Linked DNA regions of Homo sapiens: all the other regions are linked to region 3. The links are chromatin loops, found by intact Hi-C in ENCODE. Cell type or tissue: dorsolateral prefrontal cortex. All regions are shown on one strand. Region 1 overlaps MIR9-2HG (MIR9-2 host gene). Region 2 has its middle 42 kb from the start of LINC02060. Region 3 overlaps MIR9-2HG (MIR9-2 host gene).

The links. Hi-C counts contacts between places; a loop is a spot of excess contacts. Peaks named below come from ENCODE experiments on the same cell type or tissue, not always from the same donor. Only the 100,000 strongest peaks of a DNase experiment are listed, where the experiment ranks them.
Region 1: it touches region 3 in a loop (4-fold over the local background); 5 of 110 quality-filtered maps call a loop at or near these places.
Region 2: a loop joins it to region 3, with 4 times the contacts of the local background. A loop is called at or near these places in 4 of 110 quality-filtered maps.

The regions. Positions count from the first base shown.
Region 1 is chr5:88,552,173-88,560,172 of GRCh38, forward strand. The region is part of intron 2 of MIR9-2HG (MIR9-2 host gene); the gene reads right to left. Among named protein-coding and RNA genes, the nearest start is that of MIR9-2, 110 kb to the right of the region's middle. In dorsolateral prefrontal cortex, no CTCF peak of the experiment used is centred here; a DNase peak (open chromatin) is centred at 3,599; H3K4me3 peaks cover 2,439 bases; H3K27ac peaks cover 312 bases.
Region 2 is chr5:88,477,320-88,485,319 of GRCh38, forward strand. No RefSeq gene overlaps it. Among named protein-coding and RNA genes, the nearest start is that of LINC02060, 42 kb to the left of the region's middle. In dorsolateral prefrontal cortex, no CTCF peak of the experiment used is centred here; a DNase peak (open chromatin) is centred at 3,132; H3K4me3 peaks cover 3,121 bases; H3K27ac peaks cover 2,854 bases.
Region 3 is chr5:88,658,147-88,666,146 of GRCh38, forward strand. The region is part of intron 2 of MIR9-2HG (MIR9-2 host gene); the gene reads right to left. Among named protein-coding and RNA genes, the nearest start is that of MIR9-2, 4.8 kb to the right of the region's middle. RefSeq lists enhancers at 1,229-1,742, 1,743-2,254, 2,851-3,676, 5,501-6,324, 6,325-7,147 and silencers at 2,796-2,985, 3,306-3,385. In dorsolateral prefrontal cortex, a CTCF peak has its summit at 3,015; DNase peaks (open chromatin) are centred at 1,755, 3,005 and 7,962; H3K4me3 peaks cover 6,951 bases; H3K27ac peaks cover 8,000 bases.

The DNA of each region.
Region 1 (8,000 bases), 110 kb before region 3:
ATGTACCTACGTGATTTGCACTCAGCTCATCGGAGCTTGCTAACCATATAAGTCGCACAGGTGTACTTTGGAAGGCTTAAAAATTCCCCATCACCCTCCCTTCTCCCCTGTCTCTCAAAAAAGTTAAAAAGCTCTGTCTCCTTTCAGTTGCTGTGTCCCTGTACCTAGGAGTCTATGATAAATGCAAGCACATTTCAAGTAACAATGATATTTCTAGTCAGTTTTTTGCTGTTAACTTTTTATAGTAAAATATGTAGGAGAAAAATTTCTAGTTATTTAATTACTATGAGATTTTATGATATGCTTTTGTTTTCTAAGACCTAACAAAATGGAACTGTTGCTATGTCTATTTCAATGATATTGGTAATAATTTTAATCTGTCACATCACTTCCACCCCCCTTCACGTCCCACCTCACATGCAGTCTGCTGTTAGCACTATGCAAAACACCATCATGAATATGCGTAATTATGGAGATTCATGGTAATTTTTCAGGGTTATCCGATGTGACGTTTATAGGACAGCAGCATACATCAATTTAAATGAGTGTGACAAATATCTTATCCTTTATATTTCTATAGTATTTTTAATATTTTCTTGGCCCCTCTCCAGGGAGTAGTGTGAAATGGTAAGAACTTGAATAATAAAAATGTTAAACAATCAAATGCTTCACTACAATGTTTTTTAAAGGCAAGTTTAAAAATGATTCTCTACCTGTTGAAGCTTAAAAAGTATCATATACTGAATTTTTTCTTAGGCAGTACTTTTTATTGAGCATCTTACACATTTCCAAACCAACAAAAGCATGGACATTTGCAGGTGCCATTTTACGATGAGGCTGAATTGCTTAATTACTTTTAAACTATGACCGCTTGCCTGACAAAATTATTTGGCAAACATGGTCCACCAACTTTATTAAGCATAAGCATTTGAAACAATAATCTAATTGTGGTATTTTTGAATTTTGTTCTTAGTCTGTAGCACCTCTTAGAGACTTGCATATAATCTTTATCTCAGTGACTAATTAGGACTAGCTTGACAATTTCATATTTACAATGATTACCAAGTAGGAATCCTCTTCCTTGTTCAGTATGTTTGTCATGAATACTGTACAATCCTAATTACATTGAAGATATAAAGAGCCCCATAATTTGATTGAGAGACATCTTGAGTTTAAAGTGAGTAAATGTGAATTGTATCGAGAATTTTAAATGGCAGAGCAATTAATACCTATTTCTCATGCAGTCACTAAAAAGACGAAATAACTGTGTGCATGCAAGTCATTGTATCAGCCATATTTTTAAGGGTGTTAACAATAAAGTCATTAAAAACTGGCTTGATTGAAAATGATCTTCCTCATTCCAACCAACTGAATTCAGAATTCCTTTTTCTCTAGCATATACTTTCAGGATTTCGGGCTGAGGGTCAAACCTTCGCAATTAAATGTTCCTCAGTACTATATTGGCAACACACCATCGTGAATACTCTTCATACAATTAGCAGGGCCTACTGTGGAAGTATACTGCTGATAGAAATAATAATGAGGAATACTGGGGCATTAGTATGCCAGAGTAGGTTGGAGAAACCTAGTTTGCATGATGCATGTATAATTGTATGTTACATCTAAATATCACTGTATGTTGCTTTAGAAATAATTGCTTAGAAAAATATATTTAACACTTCCTCTCTTTTAAGGTCCCAATTTGATTAATAAACAAGTTCAGTGGTATATTAAGCCTATAAGTTAGCGATGTCTCAATGAATGTGTTCTGCATTTGCATGTTTCTTAAAGTGACACTTTCTGAAGACACACGATTGCCATGTCTATATACATGTATAAAGAGAAGTGAAGAATTGATGCAATCATCCAGATAATTCAAGGGAAAAACACTTTTGCCTCAATTATCTATTGCAAGCAAAAGTGAGGGGTTTATCCTGAATTGTTCAAATAATTGCCTTGATTCTCTTCACTTTGCATGTGTAGACACATTTTACAATAATATTTATGTTAACATTTGCAATTTACATACATATAAGGCAGAAATACTTCTATACACAAGATGACCAAAATCTTTTCACAATAATTTCTACTGTTTGGTTGTCCCTAATTTTTGGTACAGTCAGATCATTTGTGTGCATGTTCTTATATGGTAATTGAATCAAGGCAAAACTAGACAGACTCATTATGTTCATTTATTAAATGCTTGGTTAATAAACTGATTGGTATATACAATACTGATATCTCACCATTAAAAAATTCATTGATATATTCTATCTAAAACTTCAATAATATATACTTCTTACTGGGTATATCATAAATTCATTTGAGGAAGTAAATGTGATTCATATGTATATTTATAATAAAATGCAACATTAAAACAAAGACAAATTTCCAAGAAATATATCTTATATTTTACATATTTAAGATTTGTTATGAATAAGTTAATATTCATAAAGAAATCAATACCAGAACACATTTTCAAAAGTTCCATTGACACATTAAAAATTCAAATACATAGCAGATTTTATAGTGTTTCCTCCATCTGCACTGACAGGAACAATAATATGTTTAATTACTGACATTTGTATTATTTTTACCTTACGTTTATTAAATATATAAAGTATATTTTCCATGACTTTTAAAATCTATACTGTTTATTAATACATGAGGAATCCTAAATTTCTTCTGGGCCTGCTTAATCACTATTTGAAGTCTTTATTCTGGTCCACATCAAAAATGCATTTTAGAAAATGTAAAGCAGCTCTATCATGCTTCTTCATATTGGTAGCATGTCAAAATATGTTTTGTTTGAACTTTAGAAATTAAATCTTGGTTTAGTTAAAATATTGCCAAAGTATTGGATTATAAGTGTTTGTCTGGACAAACAATTAATACCTAAATGTTGAAAGACACCAGAATACTTTATGGACCTATTTGGCAATGGAAATGAACTATCTATGTTATAAATTTAGTAGATAGGGCTCATATGTAGCATTCATTTATAATTTTCATGTTTTATATAAAAGTACGTAATGGATGCTTACAGTACAACCAAAATCTTCTCTGTGCTCATAAAAACACATAAAGCAGATGCAAAATTAAGCATTTTGGAGTATTTTACCGCTCCAATATTGTTTTAATTTGTTCTAAAAATCAAGTGTCTGTCTCTGAATTTTATTTATGAAAAATCAACTTCCAGAATTAAATGAATACATTTTATAAACACTGCAAGCATGGGGGCTTGATAGATATTTTTCTTCAAAATTGTTAAAGAGCAAAATATAATAATTTGGTGGCAAACATCTGTCTGGCAATCATATATGATAAATTCATAAGAAATACAGGAAAGATATTTATTTACTGTTACTGCTAAGCCAGACTTTATTTATCTTAGAAGATTTTTCATCTATGAGTGGAAAACAAACTTTCCTTCAAGAGGTCTGTGAACCGAATAATAAATGTCAGGTCTAAATCCTGTATGAAAATCAGTCCGGTTTAATCCTGGATATTCTTCAGCATGCAAATGAAGACTAGAGGTTTCCCTGGGCCCGCTGTCATACAGGCAGCCAATTTACAGACCCTGGCACTGTGTATGTGTTATGGGCTCGCTGGCTGCCCCTCCCCCGCAGCCTAAGACTTGGTCTCAGCTGCCTGCCTTTCACAGAAAACCACAAACCAAGGAAACATATCAGTAATAGCGCCCTGTAAATTAACTTGACATTTGATGCAGAAAAAAACCTAAAAGCTTACAAAAGACATTGAAAACAAAAGCCACTCAGGACCCACACTACATATATTGTGGATTTAAGAGATCTGGAAGGTGGTTATTCTATTGTAACTAACACATACAGCCTTCATCTTCTTTGTTAAGACAATTCAGTCATTCTTTGTTACAGGCATAGTATCCGTCAAACAAGAAAACAATATTTTCCACCAAAAAAAACCCCTAAAAGTCCAACTGATATTATAATAATAATTCAATCAATAGGTTTTTTTACATTTTAAAAATAGCCATACATTACTAATGTTTAAAGAAAAGAAGCTAAAATATGATTTTATGTTTCCTTGGTAAATAAGACATGTTGACATTGCTAAGATGTAAATAATGTAAGATGCATTGGAGAATGGTGTGAATCTTGCTGAACATGAGGTATTCACAAATATTGTTTTGTCTTAAAATTTTGCCTTTCAAGGCATTTAATTTTTTTCATGCTAGGAAACCCCTGAATCTCTTTTAAAAGAAAAAAAATTTTTTTGGTTCAAAGAAGGACTGTTGATAAAATATTAAATGGTTCTTTGACATCATCTGTGGTGTGGGGCTGGAGTGAGGCACTCAGCATATTTAAGCCATTAGACATGCAGGAATGTTAACATTATTATGCGTTATTGTGTCTGGCTATGTGTCCCCCTCCTTATTCTCAATCTCTCTCTCTCTGCCTCTCACTCATTTTCCCTCCCTTCTTCCCTCCGCCCCACCTTTCTCAGAGTCTCTCCTACCTCTCCCGCCCTCAGCAGGGCCTGCTACACGGCATCTTACAAATGTCTGGTCTTATAGTTTACAAGCACAGAACTGTACTGGTAAAAATGCATAATCTCAGCATCTGTGCTTCTTGATATTCATGGATTTATTTACAAGTCCCTGTGTTCTACTTTTTTTTTGCCTGTTTCTATGGTTTATATTACTGTCATGCCTATATTCTTGTGGGAGTTTCAAATAAGAATCAAGATATAACTGGCAAATATTCTGTAATGCAGACTGCATTTCCATAATTTAGCTGTTTTTTAAAAGAGACAATTTAAAGAGGTTTATGGACTTAAGGATATATGAAGAGTATTTTGATTGGCTTTTTTAGTACTTCAACTGCTTAAGGTTCCGTTTGTGCAAAATGGATGTAATAAAATAAATTTATGAACATATATGTGCTTGTGTATATGTAAATGCATTTAGAATGAAAAAGTTCATAAATCTAAGTCAAATTTGCTGATTAAGTTCACTATATTCACATTTGGCAACATTAGGATATTTCACGAAAGGGTTCAAAGGTAAAAGGCAAATATTTTATTTCTTCTTTAGATGCTAGCCTGCAAAAAACTTAAATATTTACAAAGCAAGTATTCAAGTTCCTGTGTTCCCCCAGCCCTCAACATACATACCCCTCCCATTCTTGGTGCTAGTTTAACAGCAGCCTTTTAGTAGCCATTGCCAGTGCCAAATAAGTCTCTTTTTCCTTTTTTTCAAGCTGTAAAAACAGTCTTTTGAATAATTTAATTAACAGCAAAATCAGAAATTTAACTTACTTTACAATAATTCTCTAACCATTTCCCATCTACCCACTCCCCTTCCCCGCATAGAATTCTACCTTCATATTATCAATGCACTTATTTTTAGGGATTAATATTCACTAGTTTAATGTAACATTGAAATCAGAGAAGTCTATGTACATTTGCTGTTTATAGCTCCAGTTTAATTACTATGTGTTAAGTCGGCTAGACACTGAAATGAATTTTATGAATATCTTTCAAGACAGCAATATTTTGGACCTGCATATGAGAGAAAATACGATGGCAGGGGACAATACATTAAATGATCTTTATGCCAGTATTCTTGAAAATTCACGTTCTATGTAGGAAAATGTTAAATATGAGAACATTACGATAAAGGCTTGTTATAGTCCTAAAGTGTGGGATATATAAAATACCCAGATTTGCACATGTATAGTTGCAACACATGCTAAGCAGTACAGATTATTAAGCAAGATTCATTCCTTTATTGGAGAGGGAGGGGAGTAATTTACAGACAAGAGCTAAGCAATTCTGTTTAACACAACTCTGTCTAGTTGATCGTAAGGCATGTGTGGTATTTTTCCAAAGCCCGTCATCAATAGTAAAGCAATTTACAGCTCCAGAAATTTTTTAGAAGATACTCATTTTATTAAGAGTAAGTAAGATAGGTTGTGTGGAAAGATACACATGTATTTGCAATTCATATCGTTGCTGTGTTTCTATTGTGTTCTGAGCTTCCATCATGGCTGGGAGATGGGAAGCTGGCATGCAGTGCAGGAGGGTAAGACAGAAAGCCCCAAATAAATACTTAGAGCATTTTCTAATTATCTCTTATTATGACCACCTTTCTTTCCCCCGACCCACCCCGGGTGGAGGGGGGCAGTGGGGAGTGATGGAAAGAAGATGATTGTAAGTGCAGATCATATCCGTGCCATTAAATAATATTAATAATTCTTTTGGTCCACAGGATGATGTTTTCATTCTGGACTTTGAAGCTCCTCAGTCTACCCATTCAAAGCGATGACAGAAAAATGAATCTGAATGTGTAGGCATTAAACATTTAAATTCTCTACTCCCTGGTCATTATATTGACTGTCATATTTTACACCTTCCCCTCCCCCACTATGCTTTTGCTGATTTGACCTCATTTACATTGGCTCATTATGCATCCGGTCTTTGTTCTACTGAACAGAATACAGTACAGTGACAAAGCAAAACTTACGTGTCGGCTGGAATATTTTTCTGTTTTAAAAATTAAGTTTCACTACTTAAATTTATATTTGACTTCCCAATATTGTTTAAATTGGAGGCAAGTCTTTTCTTATACAATAACTATAATCTACATGCAATTATTTTAAGAGTGGTTAAAATTACCTCAAAATGTCATTAGGAAATGACATTTAAGACCTTTTATAACAAATATTCTACTGCTACCTAGGCAGTATTATCATATTAGAAGTATTAGGCTTTTCTTTCCAAACCTCTGTCTGAATTTCTATGTAGGCCCAAGGAGCAAGCTTTTATCTATTTTATATGAAGTTCATTGTTTAGAGCTGTCCCTTATGGGTCTTGTTTTAATGTATCAAACAACAAAGGTAATGTCAATCCTTAAAAAAAAAAAAAAAAAAAAATTCCTGCTTTGCATTTCTTGCAATTAAAAAGGTTATCTGATTTACAAACCAAATTTTCATTAAATTAAAAGGAAGTCCTAGCTGATCGATCACATAGAAAAATATGAAAGTTACATTGAGCTTTAAATGTCTATCCCCATGACAGTGCACACTATCTTTTCATTTGTTACAACCAATGGAGACATGGGATTAATCTAATACAGCCTAATTAAACACCCATTCACACATGAAGGTTTTTAATGGTACCAGTGGCTAGTGGCACAAATGCTACTTTGTATCACAGTTAATATTTGCATTTATTTGACATTGGACAATAGATATTTTTGAATACAAAGAAAATGGGAAAAATAAAATATTGTGGAGGATGCTTTTGAAAATACAAGCAATTTCTTGTTTCCACCAAGATAATTGCCACATATACAATGTAGGTTTCATTTCAGATATTTAGACCAAGATGCTTTTCTAATTTTTGTCATTTATCAAAATGTATAATCATGGTGACAGTGGCTACATGTCTAGGGCACCATCTTGGAAGAAAAAAGCATCATGTCTTCTTGGTTCCGTTAGTGACTCATTGTGTGAATTTTGGCTGGCGTCTCCTTTAACCTGCTTGTGCCTTGATTTTTTAACCTATAAAAAGGGAATATTCGCCCATTACTTACCCCTGTTGGGTTACTGTGAAGTTTAATTAGAATAAAATATTGCTCCTAGAATAAAAGTATCTTAAGGATGAAAGTTTTCGTTTTTTTTTCATTAACTTTTTACTACATGGTAGGGAATGCAGTGTTGTAGATTTGCCTGTACTCAGCCAATCTCTTTTTCTTAAGTTTGGAACTTTTGATTCTAGAGTTAATAAAAATAAAATCCAAATGCGTAATTAGATTTTTTAGAGATGGGAGCAGTCACCCACATCTTGGCAATTTACATTATATAATCTTATATCAGCTGCAAGATGCTTTTATGAGTATAACTGGTTTTAGAAAATGGCTTCTGCAGGAGAAATAGTCAACACAGTAGCATTCAAAATGACTTCAAGCTTGCAGGAGAGCTAGAAATTAGGCAAAGAACTCCTACCCCAATGGAACC
Region 2 (8,000 bases), 180 kb before region 3:
CTTTGTTAAGTTTACTGGATCATTAGTTTTGTTTATGCTTCTAATTAGTGTTAAATTGTTAACTTGATTCTTCATTTCACATAAACTGTTGATAAGTGGCAGCTGTCAGTAAGGCAAGTTTGAAACATGTTATTCCGAAAGTGTAAAGACACATTTTCAAATACACTTTCCCCCTTGGAGAGGAATGCCCATTCCAAGAGATCACCATGCTAATTGTTGTAAATCTTCCCTCATTATCATAAATGCAATATTTCATCCAAAGATATTGTCTAAATAAACTAAATTGCCATTTATAATCTACTAGCAATTCCACCTGTGTTTCCCAGAACGCATTTTTGCCCTTGTTTGGTCTAGATTCTAGACTCTGAAATTTCTACATGCTTCATAGAGGTACGTATTGTATATTGTAGTGCTATGTGTCTGCATCACCTTATGTATTTCTAGTATGTCAACATGCACATTTCTATTATTGCAGATTATTTACTCAATCTCAGAATATTTATTTTTATAAATTATAAATATATTTAATATGCACAGACAATTAAATCCTTTAATTTCATTTTCTAATGGGCTGGCTATAATGAGTTCATTCGGTAGGAAAACAAAAGGAAACATTATAAACCGGTTTAATTCTATTTATATGACCTATAAGGAAGACTTATTTGAGGTGAAGAGAAATTGCCTTTGGAGAATTGGTAAATGTATTTCATTTTCAGTAGAATATCAGAAAGATAATAGTAATAGTTCCATGGTGAGGTCTTTTTGGAAGATTCATAAACTCCAATTGGATCCTTCTTCATAAATCATGTAAATCTATAGAATATCATTGTTACTGTCACATTCTTTTGAGTACATATTTTAATTTCCTTCAGTATGGCATCAGAAGTTGAACTGATAGCCAAAATTGCCAGTTATCCTGAGCACCAATTTATGAGGTCCATAAAAAGTAGCCATGCACAAAGAAAACATATTTCATTGTAAAGTTACCTCTCATGGAATAAAAACAAAACTTTAAAATTAAAAAGTAAGAAGTTGAGAATATCCTGTTATCTTAGTCTGTCTCTAGACACTGGCTAGACAAGTTTCAGGATTTTTTTATTGATCACTCAAACATCAGCTTCTAAGAATTTAACATATCTCTACATTTTTAAGAGAGGTTCAATATGTTGTTGAAAGAAAGCTTTATGCCTTGGCAGAACACATCATATCAATTTTTTCTAGAAATAAATTCTACCTTTGTCCACCTGGTTGAATCAGTTGATCAAAATTTATTTATATTTAAAAATCAGTTTTGTAATCTACAGTATTCTCACAATGTGCTCATTAGTTCTAAGATTCTAGTTTTCAAACTTGACACATCCAGAATTTTTATTTTTTAAAGAACCCGGATTCAAGAAGTATAATGCCCCTATTTTCCTACTAATGTTACTCTGGGTAACAAGTCTGCTAGAATTACCGTTAGAAATGAGTGCAATAGGGCCGGGCGTGGTGGCTCATGCCTGTAATCCCAGCACTTTGGGAGGTTGAGGCAGGCGGATCACGTGGTCAGGAGATCGAGACCATCCTGGCTAACACGGTGAAACCCCGTCTCTACTAAAAATATGAAAAATTAGCCAGGCGTGGTGGTGGGCGCCTGTAGTCCCAGCTACTGGGGAGGCTGAGGCAGGAGAATGGCGTGAACCCGGGAGGTGGAGCTTGCAGTGAGTGGAGATCGCGTCACTGCACTCCAGCCTGGACGACAGAGCGAGACTCCGTCTCAAAAAAAAAAAAAAAAAGAAAGAAAAGAAAGAAATGAATGCAACAAGAATTGTTCTAACTGCCATTCTTTTGTCTGTATTACACAAATGAATGTCAAGCTTCATCTTTCAGTACTCTAGGATTCCAATGTTACTACTTTATTTTGTTTTGGAGAGGGGGGGTTGGAGGGAAAAATAAGTTCTAATAATTATGGGAAAATATAAGTGAAATAAAGGATTTTTCAGATGTATTAATACAGCGGAACAGGGCCTGCCTGATACATAGCATGTGCTTATTATATCTCAAAGAAAGGAAATATAATATGCAGTGTTTCCCAAACTTATTAGACAACAGAACTCATTTTTTGAGATGCCCTTATTAACATTTTTCAGAATAGGTGCTTAGCACATGGCAGATTCTCAGGAAATGTTTGAATGAATGAACAAATGAACAAATTGAGTTTGAGAAGTGCTAACTGATAAATATACAATGTTATAGAATTTCTCTAAGGTCAGAGAGCGTTTCTAATTTGTTTTCAGATGCTTGCTGCATCCAGTAGTTTCCTGTAACCTGTGGATACAAAATAAATACTTGCTATTGTTACAGAAAAAAGAAATTAAGAAAATTGTTTTTTTTTTTTTTTTTTTGAGACAGAGTCTCGCTCTGATGTCCAGGCTAGAGTGCAGTGGCACGACCTCGGCTCACTGCAACCTCCGCCTCCCAGGTTCAAGCAATTCTCCTGCCTCAGCCTCCTGAGTAGCTGGGATTGTAGGCACCTGCTACCATGCCCAGCTAATTTTTGTATTTTTAGTACAGATGGGGTTTCACCATGTTGGTCAGGCTGGTCTCGAACCCCTGATCTCTTGATCCACCTGCCTCAGCCTCCCAAAGTGCTGGGATTTTTTTTTTAAATAATAATATTTTTTAAATGGCATATGAGGAGAGGCTCACTGCCCTTTAAGCCTGTTCACACACAAACTAGTTTTCAAGGGTATATAGACATATCTTCACAGTTGCCATAGAGAAGTGAAAAGTTTGATTAATGGTACCAAAGTGAAAGTGATGACTGCATCTGGATAGTGCATTATTTATGGCTAATATTTTAATTATCAAAAATATTACAGAAACACATGATCACAAATGGGCTGCGGAAAGGATCTGATATACTGAAACATTCTTATTGAGGCCCTCCTTGGTGGAGAATAGATAGAAACCCCCTCAACTTCATGTCCACATTCTCTCTTCGGTAGCAAACATGAGTGCCAGCTTCAACACCCTGCACCACTGCTCTGAGAAGACCATAGAATGGAACCAAGTGGATATTTTCTGGCCACCTCTATCTTTCCAGGAAAATGCCCTGGAGTGCACACGCTTCATTACGGCCTTGGCAAAACACCAGCATGCACCAGCTGTGCATGGACTGCTCAGCCCCTGCCTGGTGGAGAGGAATAGAAGTCATCGGTCTTCCTCTGCAGGTTTTCATTAACTCTCTGCTAATCTAGAGCATTAATTCTTGGACTTCTGGGAAAACAGAGTTGTCTAATCCTAAAATCTTAAAGGCAAACATCTTCCTTTTCAAATCTACTTCTGGAATTTGTGGGCTTTTGAAAGTAACATTCACAGCAGATTTGAAATATCCACTATTTGCACAGGACAAGTCAATAATGGTGTGAGTTCCATCTATTACCTGTTATCTGAATGCACCAAATTAGAAGGAAAACTAGAGGGAGCTAGGATGGGGGGCAGGGTGGGAATCTGTTACTTCAGTTAGGTTTACAGGGAGTCCTTGTAAACAGGGTGCTAAAAAGTGTGTTGGTTTTTTTTTAACCTTTTGTGACACACAACAGAGCTGTGAAGTCAGTGAATTAAATAGTTCCAGTCCCCTGGGCACACATGAGCAATAGCATAAAAATGGACAGCACCCATTATAACATTACTGTTATGGAGCAGATGGACAGCTTCGGTTTCAGTCTTTTGTCCTTACTTTAGAATGGGGCAGAACTGGGAATCGACTGTAAATTTTCTCAAAAGAGATGAATAGGAAAGCTGTTAACTTTTTTCTTATTAAAAAAAGAAACCTGGAAAAATTCCAAATTACACATTTTGCAGCTCTTTGACTGCAATTCTTTAGCTTTTGATGCAAAACATCTGTAGGTGGTTAAGCATTTCCCACCCTCATTCCCCAAAATGGAATATCTCATTCCTGGCAAGACATCCAATGCCTGCAAAGACATATGTTTACCAAACCAGTTCATTGCCATATGTGTGCCAGTTTCTCCAGAGCGTGCTGCCTATGAGTCGATTGGCTTAGCTTAAGAGGCTCAGAAAGGAGAAATAAGCAGGAAACAGAGGTCGAGAAAGAAGTAAAAGATGGGAAGAGAGCAAGAGAGAGGGAGAAAAAAGGGGGAGGAGAAGACAATTATTTTTCATTATACTTTCAAAACTTAATCTCTTCATTTTGCAGTAAATATTGATGAGACATTTTGCAGTCATATCACAGTTGCTTTTCTCCTAGTAGGTAATTTCCAAAAACACTGAATGTCAAGATAATGAGGGTACCAAATAGGTGAGCCATCAGATTTGAGGTATGTTGACATCTAGTCATCTCCAAATTTAATTCTATGATGATTGACAGAATTAGCTAATGAAACAAACATTAATAATCACTTGAGTTCAAATTTTAATTTTGGATTTAGAAAAGCTTAGCATATTTTGAAATATTCCAAAATGGAACTTTAAATAGAATCTTGTCAGACTCAGTGAGTAATTTTAGTGACCAATGAGGGGGAAAATGGTTATTTACACAATACTTAGGTTCTTTGAAATAATTACACATTTTAAAATAATTCTGCAGAATAAGAAAAACTTACCTCTTTAGCAAACAAAAAAGGAAATTTTACATTTTATTTTTTAAAAGTTTCTGTCCTGTACATTAATTAAAATATTCTAATTTAAAATACAAAATAGCAATAGGGACAAACTGTTGGCCATAAATGGCTTTTAAATGTTAATTGACAAATATGTTAATAATCCCCTGGAGCATATAACAGTTTTCTTTAAGAGAACTTTACATAAGAAAGATAACTTGAAGCTTTCAAAGAGGACCAGTGTTTGATATAAGTATTAGCTGTGAAACTGATATTATTAATGATTCAATTTTGACCCAGCCAAATTACATTATTTGTATTATGAACCAATCTAAGAATTTACAAAGTTTTATCTATCCTAATTTTTCTAACATTTATAACTATGTATAGTCAGTATGAACCTGGATAAAGCTTTGAAATAGCAGAAATGTATCACCACAAGCAACTTTTATATGTTCCCATAAAGTTTATGTTTTATCTTTGAAAAGCTTCTGCTGTTTAATAAGATTTAGCTTCTTACTTTTAATCTCATATTACAGTTGCAAAAACAAAAAGAAGAAGAAAGATCTAGTACTGCTCTGCATGTTGCAGTGTTGTACATCACTTCCTCCAATAAGTAAACAAGATTCTCAAAGAGCACTTGAGAGGACATACTAACCGTGTAGTATTGTTGGCCACACAGAACTTTAAATAAGCAAATGGATTGTGGTTTTAAAACACCACATTTTATTAGAAGAAAAGAAAGACTAATAGACACTTTTTGTATGTGTTCGTTCAACAATTTTAAAGGAATTTAAAATTGTGTAACTTATTTTCAACTTTCATGTTGCCTATCAATTGTTATATTATTAATAGATGTCATTAAGATGACCAGTTTCTGCTTTCTATGGCTATAGTAGGACTTCACAAGTACTAATTACTTAAAAAGAGAACAATAAGATGTTCTTTATGTTATATGAGAGACTCGGTAGGTATTTGGAAGATTACTTTTAACATTACAGCTTTTAATGGTATTTTATATTCATTGTACTTTTTTGCTTTGTTTTGTTTTATTTTTTGTTTCTTTTTTATTGCCTTCAAATGAAATTTTACTATGCATTGCAGTCTAAAAAGCTAAATTTTCCTTACAATGATGAACACAGGTTTTCTTAATCATAACAAATTAGTGTCCTATAATGAGGAGGGAATAGTGATTAAAACCTTTAAACTTGTATTTCAAAAGAGAAGAAAAAATACATGGATTATTCAGAATGGGCTATTTAGTTCTATGTATCAAACTTAGCAAGAATGAAAGTCTGTCCCATGATTAATTTTACCAACTCAGGTAATGGAGAACATTCTAACAATGGAGATAGCTTAAACTTTAAACACTTTTAACAGACAAAATAATGTGCAATCATGTCTCTGTGCATCTTGTAAAAAAAAACATGCACAGTATTTTCATTTGGAAAGTTTTTCCTCTGTGCAGTTATAGCAAGGTCCCAACACAAGTCAGTTTACATGTTTTGATTTCCACTGAGTTGTTTGTTTGAATGAATGTATCAGCAATTGGCAAAATTATCAAAACATTTATCTAGTGAGTTGCATAAACTTTGTTTAAAATAATGCGTAAAGTTTCACAGATTAGGGAAAAAAAAGTGTATTTTATTATAGCCAAGATTGAACTGACATATTAAACTAAAATAGTTTAAATTTTGTGCAACTTTAGAAATTATCTTATTCTAAATCTCACGGCAAAGAATAATCTGGGGGAGCAGGAAAGGGAATGAGGTTAGTACATTGATAAGGGTAAAAACCTAGCTGACACACAGATTACAAATGACAAGATTTTGCAACAATCTTGCATCTGGATCTATACAAAAAATTGCATGAGAAAATAAAGACTTGTTTCTAGTGTTTCCAAACAGATCTTTCTAAATTTAAGCTATAAAAGGCTGTTTCACCTCAGGCCTGCATGAGAACCACTGCTGTCCCTTGTGGGGACTACCTTATTTCCATTTTCCAGACACATGTTTTCCCCTTTCTCAACTATTTTAAGAATTATAAGTAAGCAGGACTCTAAAATTCAAGTTCAGTGTGCAGAGAGTTAATTTAAATATGATAACAAATGGCTCTGCTTTTGAAATGAATGTAGCCTGGCAACTTCAACTGGGAACCCTTCGGAGGGCCTCAATTATGTATGCGGTTTCTTTGAGAAATAGTTTCACACATCTGACCCAAGGACCAGTATGTTGTTGCCATGAAATAAAACTGTACGTAGGCATTGTTTCATTGCTGCACCCTCCACACACTGCCGGCCTCCACTCCCTTCCCCCACCCTGCACATGCATGTACACACACATACACACACTCACACAAACTCTTTTATTGTCATTCCGCTTCTATTTTTCTAGTAGAGTGAATGTATCAACGTAATTATCATGAACATAATGGCCCGTGATTACTTTTATTTGCTATAAAAATATTCTGATTCTAACTGCCAAACTGTTCCGGTCAAAATCAGGAGTGGGAAACCTACAAGATAAGTAAAGGGTTAAACCACCCACACCATTTCAATTTTTTTCAAAATGGCTGCTTTGTCTGTGTGCATACACCAATAGCAAATGTCCTTCTGTTATTGTACAGCCAATTTGATGTGTCAAGTATTCATATGCTAATAACGGTACAGTTTCTCACTTTTTCACAGATAAATGGTAAAGATTGTTACAGACAGTGAAACACAAGAATAAACAGCTTTTATTTCAGACGCGATAAATTACTTTCCATTCAAATAACATGCGACACACGCTGCTGACCATTTTGTTTCTATTCACTGTTAGTTTGCCTTCTGGGTGTGTTTTTTTAGAATAGTTTGAAAATATTTAACAGATATGGACAGAGTTGTTACTAATGACTTGATTGCATTAATTTGCTTTGTAGTCATTTCATCACTCGAAGTTCATTTTTATGCTCAGTTATTACAGTGGGAGAAAGTTTGATGGAAAATCTGACACTGTTTCCCTAACATGGTACAATCAAGTCTTTTTAAAGCTTGGTAATGACAGTATTTGAAGAATGGATATCTTCCCTTCCAGGTTAGCAGAAATGTCATTCAGTAAATAAAATCCCTTGCTAAGAGTATCACCTAAAAAAAGACACTTGAATGAAATGTACGTTGTTCTGTCAGAACAAAGTGAAATCACTTTGGTTTTCTAAGACATAAATATGTCCTTTTAGAAACCCTGAGTAGGTTAAATATATATGATTAAAGCATACACTTATTGCTAGGGTAGACAAATTAATGCAAAGATGAGGGTGGGGGAGGGGACTGAAGTATGAGAGAGAATTAACCAGTCCTTAAAGAAATATTTTTAAAATAATGTACCCATGAACATGCATGCACTGATGACAGTTATA
Region 3 (8,000 bases):
AAACTGAGATTTTAGACTATAATTGAGCACGAGTCTTCAGTGTGGAAATCTAAGCTACTCAGCAATTTTTAACTTTATTTGGGGAGAGCTAAACTTTTTATTTTTATATTAATCTACGTACCTAGAAATTGTCATAAGAGTTACTTTATAAAACAATGCAAATGCAAATTTGTCAATTAATTCCTATATCCTTGCTGTCTAGGTATTTTCGCTACTGGAACCACTCAAGAGGTATATATTACAAACCCCAAAGATGAATTCCTATCAGATTATTTTTCTTCCATCCATTTCAAACTCCACTTGCCATGAATTTGTCATACATTCATTGCCATGAATTTGTCTAAACAGTTTTCAAGCTATACCACAAACCACTCAATACCCTCAACTTCATCTTCCCAATATCAGTCAATGCTAATTTAACTTTGTATGTACATCATATATTTCAAGGGTAACTCAATCCATTAAAGTAATATATATTGGGTAGTGACTGTGTACAAACTATGTACTTTCTAATAATAAGGCCTAAAATCTATTATTTGAGCTCCTCGCAAAGACTATTATATTTATGCAAGTTTCAAGAACTTATAATGCTCATTGAATTAAAAATAAGGACTAAGTACACTTTTATTATTACTATACAAGAGATTTAACCCTGACAGGAAGTAAGTCCATAGATTCTGAATTTCAATGATATTACATCTATTATTGTCTTCATGAAGGTATTATGTCCAAATATATTATATGAAGTATTTTTAATTAGGCCAGTGTTGATAAATACGTAATTATATTTGAGATACTTATTCGGTGAAAATATTTCTAAATCATACTTGTTAGAAATTTTTCCATCCCAGTAAATTTCATTCATATGTATACATTTGTGTGTGTAGGAAGACATTTTTCCCTAAAAGACAAAGATTTAAGAGACATTCTGGGTAATATTCTGTAGATCATTTTTTGTGGCCTGATTCAGAGAAAGTATTTATTGTCTATCTTTTTTTTTTCTTTACGCACATCTCTTTTCTCAAGTGGTTCCTTTCACAGGTTTTCACCAACTATTAAAGTGATTAGCGTCTGTAGTTTTTTCCAATCTCCCACTAGCTATTAATGATATAATAAAAAAAATCTTAACCTTGTCAAGTTTGAATTTAAAACTTAAAAAAGCCAAGAGCCAGGTTGCAGTTAAAATTCTCCTGATAACTTGTTTTCCGAGGGCCAGTGACTATTAAAAGAAACTCAGAGAAAACACGAAATCTGTCAGACAGCTACTTAGTGACAGAATTAAATGAATATTGTTAGGTAAGTGTTTTAATAACGCAGCATTTTCGAAGCATTTTCTGAAGATTATTTCTCATTGGCCCTGTCATAAAGTGGTAGCAAACTGCTTTAAAACAGTAATCAGACCGAAAGTAGTTGAGGAAGCCTATGACAGGAAGTTGTTAATAATATCCTTCGAAATTTACCTGTGAAATACAGAGCTTGACTACTTTTGTAAAAGTGGAATTGAAAGTAAACGGCCTCTGTAATGCAAATCGACCAGCAGCAAGAAAGCCACTACCTTTGGAGTCCCACGACTTCACCTGAGCTTGCAATAGACCTTGTGCGCCCTTTGGTTCATGGAATCAAAACTGTTTTGACATGTTGGCCAGTGCCCTTCGGTGTCACTGAAGCTCAGCCCGCGGACGGCGGTGTGTCAGTGTGCACCGGGAGGCCTGGGCCTCAGTCCCTGGGCTCGTGCCTACGCAACAGCAGGACCGCCCGCGGCCTCCCAGGACCAGTGACCGTCACCCGCAGTAAGGATCGGGGCGGCTCCGCCAGTTTCGGCCCTCTTTCCAAGACCTCTTTCCAAGGCGCTCTTTCCTAGCCTCACCCGAGGGCCGCAGAGCCGGACCTGTGCCGGGCGAGTTGGATTTAGCCCAGTTAGAGTTAAGATGGTATCATTAGCTGCGCACAGCGTGACTTCCCGCTAATCCTCTCTGCAACTTACAACAAGTTTAAATGTCCATGCATGATGTTATTAACTGGCTTTAGTAAGTGCTTAAGACCCAGATCTCTTTTTAAAGTAATCTCTGAACAAGTTCTACTGTATCCACCCAACAAGGAGATTAATATTTCCAGCAAATCTGATGATGGGGTAAGATGTGCCCTGAGCTCCTATGGGCAATGGGGGTAGAAGTGGGAGTTGCCCCAGGGAAGGGCCCAGAGTGGCAAGCGCTCACCAACGCCGGCCACCGAGCAAAACTTCCCCGCCCCCGCCCCCCACCCAGCTTCCCCGCAGGGAGACCCTTTCCGTTAGCAGCTTTTCACTAAGTTAATAACGGTGTGTGTGTGGTGGTGGCGGGGAGGGGGGATTTGGGGGTTACACAATATCTATATCAATGATATTGATCACGTCCAGGGAAGAAGCCTGGGCAAAACTAGAGACACCGAGTGTCAGCAAAAGAAAGCTTCTTAACCACAAGTTGCGTGCCGCCTGAGGAAGGTGCCCTGTGGCAGGGGGTGGCCGCTGGGAGATGCCTGCCTCTAACCGACGTCCAGGCGTGACTAAACCTCGACGCCACCCCCATTCACAAGCTCAACTCAGGGATTCCCAAGCAACCGCAGACCGGAGGTGGCGCAGAGGCAGTGACCGAGGTCGCTGATTAGGGGCCGAGAGGCTGGCAAATAATAATTTTAAAAAAAAAAAAAACCGGAATAGCCTTCGCGGACGCAGCTCAGCGTGCCAGGCAAAGGACAGTCTGACGACCCGCCCCTGCCGAGCCCCGCAGCGCGGCGCCGGTGTCCAGCAGCCTCCAAGGCGCCGAGCGCGGGCACGGGAACTTGAGCTAGCGCAAACTTGGGCGGCCTCCCAGCCTGCTACCCGGGCCGCAGCGCGCCCCCGGCCTCCCAGTCGCGCGCCAACCCGGGAGCGCGCGCGCCGGCGCACCAGCTCCATCAGCTAGAGGAGCCCGTCTCCCGGGAAACACCAATCAGACGCCCGCTTTCAGGCGAGGGCCGCGAGCCGCAGCAGCTGCAGGAGGACTCGGGCAGTTGGCGGTCACCGGGAGGCGTCGTCCTGCCCCGCGGCGGGCCAGCCGCCTTCGCTGCTGCCACTGCCTAGCCTAACCGCATCTGCAGCCAGTCACAGAGTCGGCTGTCTCCTCTTTGCACCGCCCACGCCAAGTACCTTGCAAGGCGGCTGCTAAGCCTGGCTAATTTTAGATCTCCAGAATGCGCTATGCCCGCGCTCAACTAAAACCAAGTCAAACCATCAAGCACAGTGATGTGCTGCTTTTTGAACAAATATGGCTCAAAACTCCGTATTTCCCTGAATAAAGTCGATTATCTGCACTTTTTAAAAGCCCTACCCCCTGTGGTCTGGCAGTTGGCTGAAAAGCGGAAAGCCACACGCTCCCACCTCAAACATGGTCATCACCTTTCTAAGGAAGTGCACTAACTCTCGCAGCCCTGATTGAGGGCAGATAAATATTCCTTAATATCAATCACAACTATATACTTTCCATTTCCATTCACCATCTTAGAATTAATTCCACAAATAAGTCGAACAGTTCCCAGAAGGGGTGAAATGGGTTCTCTGAGCAAACAGGAATAGAGGGTTCTGCTGATTTCTGTACTAGGTTGTTTAAGTTGTGTTAAGAACCGATGAGCAAAGAAACAGGGTTAACAAAGCCATCCATTAAAATCCAGAGACACTGAAGAACTGCCTTACATGTCCCAATTGCTGTAGGACCTGTTTAACTATCTCGAAGTAGTCATGTTAAAACAATCGACCCAGCATTATAGATATCTTTTTTACTCAATAACTGATTCTAATTAGTTCTTAGTCTTAAAGAACACCTTGTCCTGTGTTGCCCATCTCACCACTGCCACCCCCAGTTCCCACTAAATGCAACATATTATGGTGTGTTTTACTTAACTGTAGCACATTAGGGAGGAAAGGGTATCAATTTTCTGAAACCACAGTGACATTTCCAGATGTATAGATTCATAGGAAAAAAATAGATACATAGACAGTTACATACTGTCATTCATTTTCTAGCCACATTGGAAAATAAAGCCTTTGGTTTCATCTCTCCATTTTTGAAAAGTCAAAATTCCTAAAATGCTAAAATATCTTAAAATATTTATATGTATCCATCTATATGGCTTCCTTATAATTTAAATGGTTTCTTAATTTTCATCAGGCTACACAAAAATCAAATTAGAATTTTATATTTTTCCAAATAAGAAAATTATTTTAATTTTAAAAATAAACACAAAGAACTCTTGTGGTGGAAAATTTACTGTTCAAGGTGACCTAAAGAACAGTCACTTTGGAAAATATTCCATTTTGAATGTAAATAATGCATGTCTCATTATTATGCATAATAGCAACTTCATTAAGGGATTGATACTAGTGAAAATACCCATTCACATTCAGCAAGGACACTGAAGAAGTCTTCCTGAATCTTTTTTTTAACCTTTATCCAATTTTCATTTTTGTTGTTGTTTTGTATTTTTTGTATGACTATGTTTATCCTATATCCTTTATTATTTGATTAGTGAGTGACTTTTCAATGTTAATTTTCTGGTATAACAAAGTAGGGTAAAGAAAATAAATGGGTTCTATCTTTATATTTACTTTTACAGGTATCATTTTATCACCCTATTTCTAAGTATTTCATGAAAAGATTCTAGATGTCAAAACCTGCAGTTAACGTTCCTGTTTAGAAATACGCAAAATAATACCTTTGACGTTGGCAACTCAGATGTATTATTCAGCAAAACAGCAATTACTCATTGTTTTGCACTTACATGTTAAGAACTATGAGACACTTGGTGACACAATAACAAAATTGCAAAGTCAATTACATTTAAAATAGACATCCTAGTAAAACATACACAACCAACTCCATTTACTTTTTTTGAACTGTTTTGTTTCCTTTTTCTGACTGTTTACAGTCAAATAGATTTCGTGAATGTTAAACCGAAGGATAACTGATTTACACACATCATGAGGGGGAAAAAGTTAGAAAGTAGGGGGAGGGGCATAACATAAAAAGGAAGTGTATTCCTGGGCACGCCAGAATCCGCCTAGGGAGGTGCCAGAATATTCTTAAATATTTTGGGAAATGATGTTCTTTTGCAATGTCAATCACAGTGGCAAACTTTGAAAGAGCAGTGTGCCATAATTTAAAGCAAAATTTAAGCTAGATTCACACTAACAATTCTATGCAGGACTAAAGTAGTAAAACCCACATAGAGTCCATTTATATTTAAGAATAGAGAACTTCAGGTGGGGCTAGGTGTTTGTTTTATGGTATTTTAATTGCAGAAGCAGAATTTTTGTAATTTGAACTCGCCAGTACTGAATTCCACCTCTCATCCCAGCCTGAAGCCTGAATTGAAGTTCCCATCAGAAAATTAAAATGTTTGTCTGGATAAAATAACTTCTAAATGAACTATTTCTTTTCGTTTCTTTTTGTATTTTCTGCAATGTAGCCCCTCGCAATGATATTAGTTCTAGTGTGGGAAAATATTATAATTGAGATTTGGTAAGTTATTTGCAGACTTTTCTTTACAGTTTTTCTTTACACTGTGCTGACATTTAGTACAGCCCTGGTGAGGAAAACAATACTACCATTCATAGCTCTAGACGTAGATTTCAATCGACTTAAGCGGGCACAATGAAACTTGGTCATTCACTGGTTACCCATATTGTGTTCTCAAATTTTCTCTCAGCAAAAGTATAATGACTCAGTATTGTATGGTTGCATAGACAAGGGCTCGGAACAAGAGACACTAGTTTTGTCTGACGGTGTGAGAAAGTCGTGAAGGGATCTTTTCTTCCAGATGGTGTTAAATTCAGCTGCCTTTTTAACATTGGCCTTGCACAGCAATCTGCTGCTCCCCTTTCACAAAGACTGCACTTGGTTCCCACTAGTTAACATGCATACTCACGCAACCTGCAACTTCACTCCAACTGTTTTACAATGCAGTGGTATGCTAAATAAACTTGATCCGGTTTCTGCCAATGTTAAAACTAGGTTTCAAAGAACTACTTAACTGATATTTACACTTCTTTTGACTTAAATGTACATGCCTTTGGAATATTACGGGTTTCAAAGAAATATCACCTTATTATAAGGTCAATGTACAGATTATTTCCAACACCCTTCAAACCTATGCTCAGATACAGTACCTCTCTTCAACACACACAAATAAAACAAAATGTCAGAAGTTTGATGTGTAATAGAAAAAAGAAAAATTGGGACATGTTGCACCAAGGGCAGTGGAACAGCAAAAAATAAAATGAAAATAATAACATTGAAATGTATTTTTATTGATCGATAAGTTATGTAACATTAGTATGATACAAAGCAAGTTTGATATGACAATGGCAAACACATAATTATAATATTGTTTATTTTCCTTAGATGTTATATTTAACATATTTACATAAAAGACCAAGATGTAGGCAAAAGCTTCAGTAATTTGACTTCATTGAGTGCTTTCAGTAAACAATAGGTTTCTCCAGCAAACATCTTATTGCCTTAATTGAACCTCCTTGAAAAAGAAAACCACACACTTTGTAATGTAAATGTTAATTGTAGTAGACAATGGTTCTAGGTAAATAGCACCCCTGGACATGAAGTAAATGAAAGGAATACAGGCACTTAACAATGAAAGGTTGTTTGCACAAACAGTGCTTCAAATGTAAATAAACAAGGGTCTTCTCAACGGTCACTACAGTAGTAAAACTCTGGCACGTGTACAGCAGCCAAATTGAGAATTTATGTATAAAGTCTCTCAGACTTTCTAACTGAAACTAACAGTGGTTTAACAGGCTTCTCCAGTCTGAAGTCATATAAGGAATTGAAGCTACAAAGGAAATTGTACTACTTTTAAAGAAAAATTGTATATTTGGGATTGTCAATAATCTAGGCCACGTGGAAGATAACAGGCTATTTTGGATATTTTCTAATTGCAATGGTTATATTTCTGTGTAAATGCCTATACAAATGTTTGCTTGGTGACATATGGAAAACTTAAGGACTTTTATGAAAAGGCGACAATGGGGACCTCCAAAGCGCCAAAGTTTCTGCTAGGCATAGTGTTATTTTTAGATTACATTAAAATGGCTATTTAGACCCATCTAGCTGAGACTATTCCAAAACAAACTTTTTATCATATTGTTATCATAATCAACTTTCTACAGGCTAATGACTTTATAGTTTTACTTCTAGTGTATATCTACTAGCACAATTAGACCAAGTTCCTAGATGTATCATGTTAAGAGGTAAAAAGCCTCATGAAATTATAATAACGACTGTTATATAGAGATATGTATTTTATCTCTATACACATTTGCCCACCCAAAACAAAAGCAAAAATGTGGTCACAAGGCCATAATCTCATGGACTGAGATTTTGACATTAGGGGCAGGCAGTCATGGGACTTTCTTGGAATTGCTTTCTACTAGCTTGCCTTGAATTCTGAAAATCTCAAACAACGAAGAAAGCCAAACTTAATTATGGCCAGATTAAACAGTGGTTAAAAAATTAACAGAAGCAGACTATGTAGCAGCTACAGACCAGTTGGTGCTGCCATTTGGGAAGCTGCAGATGGCTGTGGGTGGGAAATGCCTTTACTTTCTTAAGCGATGGAGATGAGTATGGTGTGTGCACTTGATGTTTTTTTCATACCCCCACCCCCCAACAGGGCTGTCTGTCATAGGCTGCCCGGCCCCGCTTTATCACTTGCCCCCGAGCGTGGGAATCGGAGCGTCCTGCCGTTCACATCTCCTGCATTCCGTTTAGCGGAATCAATTAGGCAAGACAGACCCTCAGATTCCCCACCCCCTTTCCATTTTTGTCAGGTCTATATACGTCCTAATTATTTCAGTTTGGGATGCCAGAGCTGTTTCCTGGATAGACCTGATCATCCTTAAACAAAAAGAGAGGAGGCGCACACGTGGGTTGTGGCGTAAATGTCACTTTCATTTCCAATGCTAGGCGCAGAGT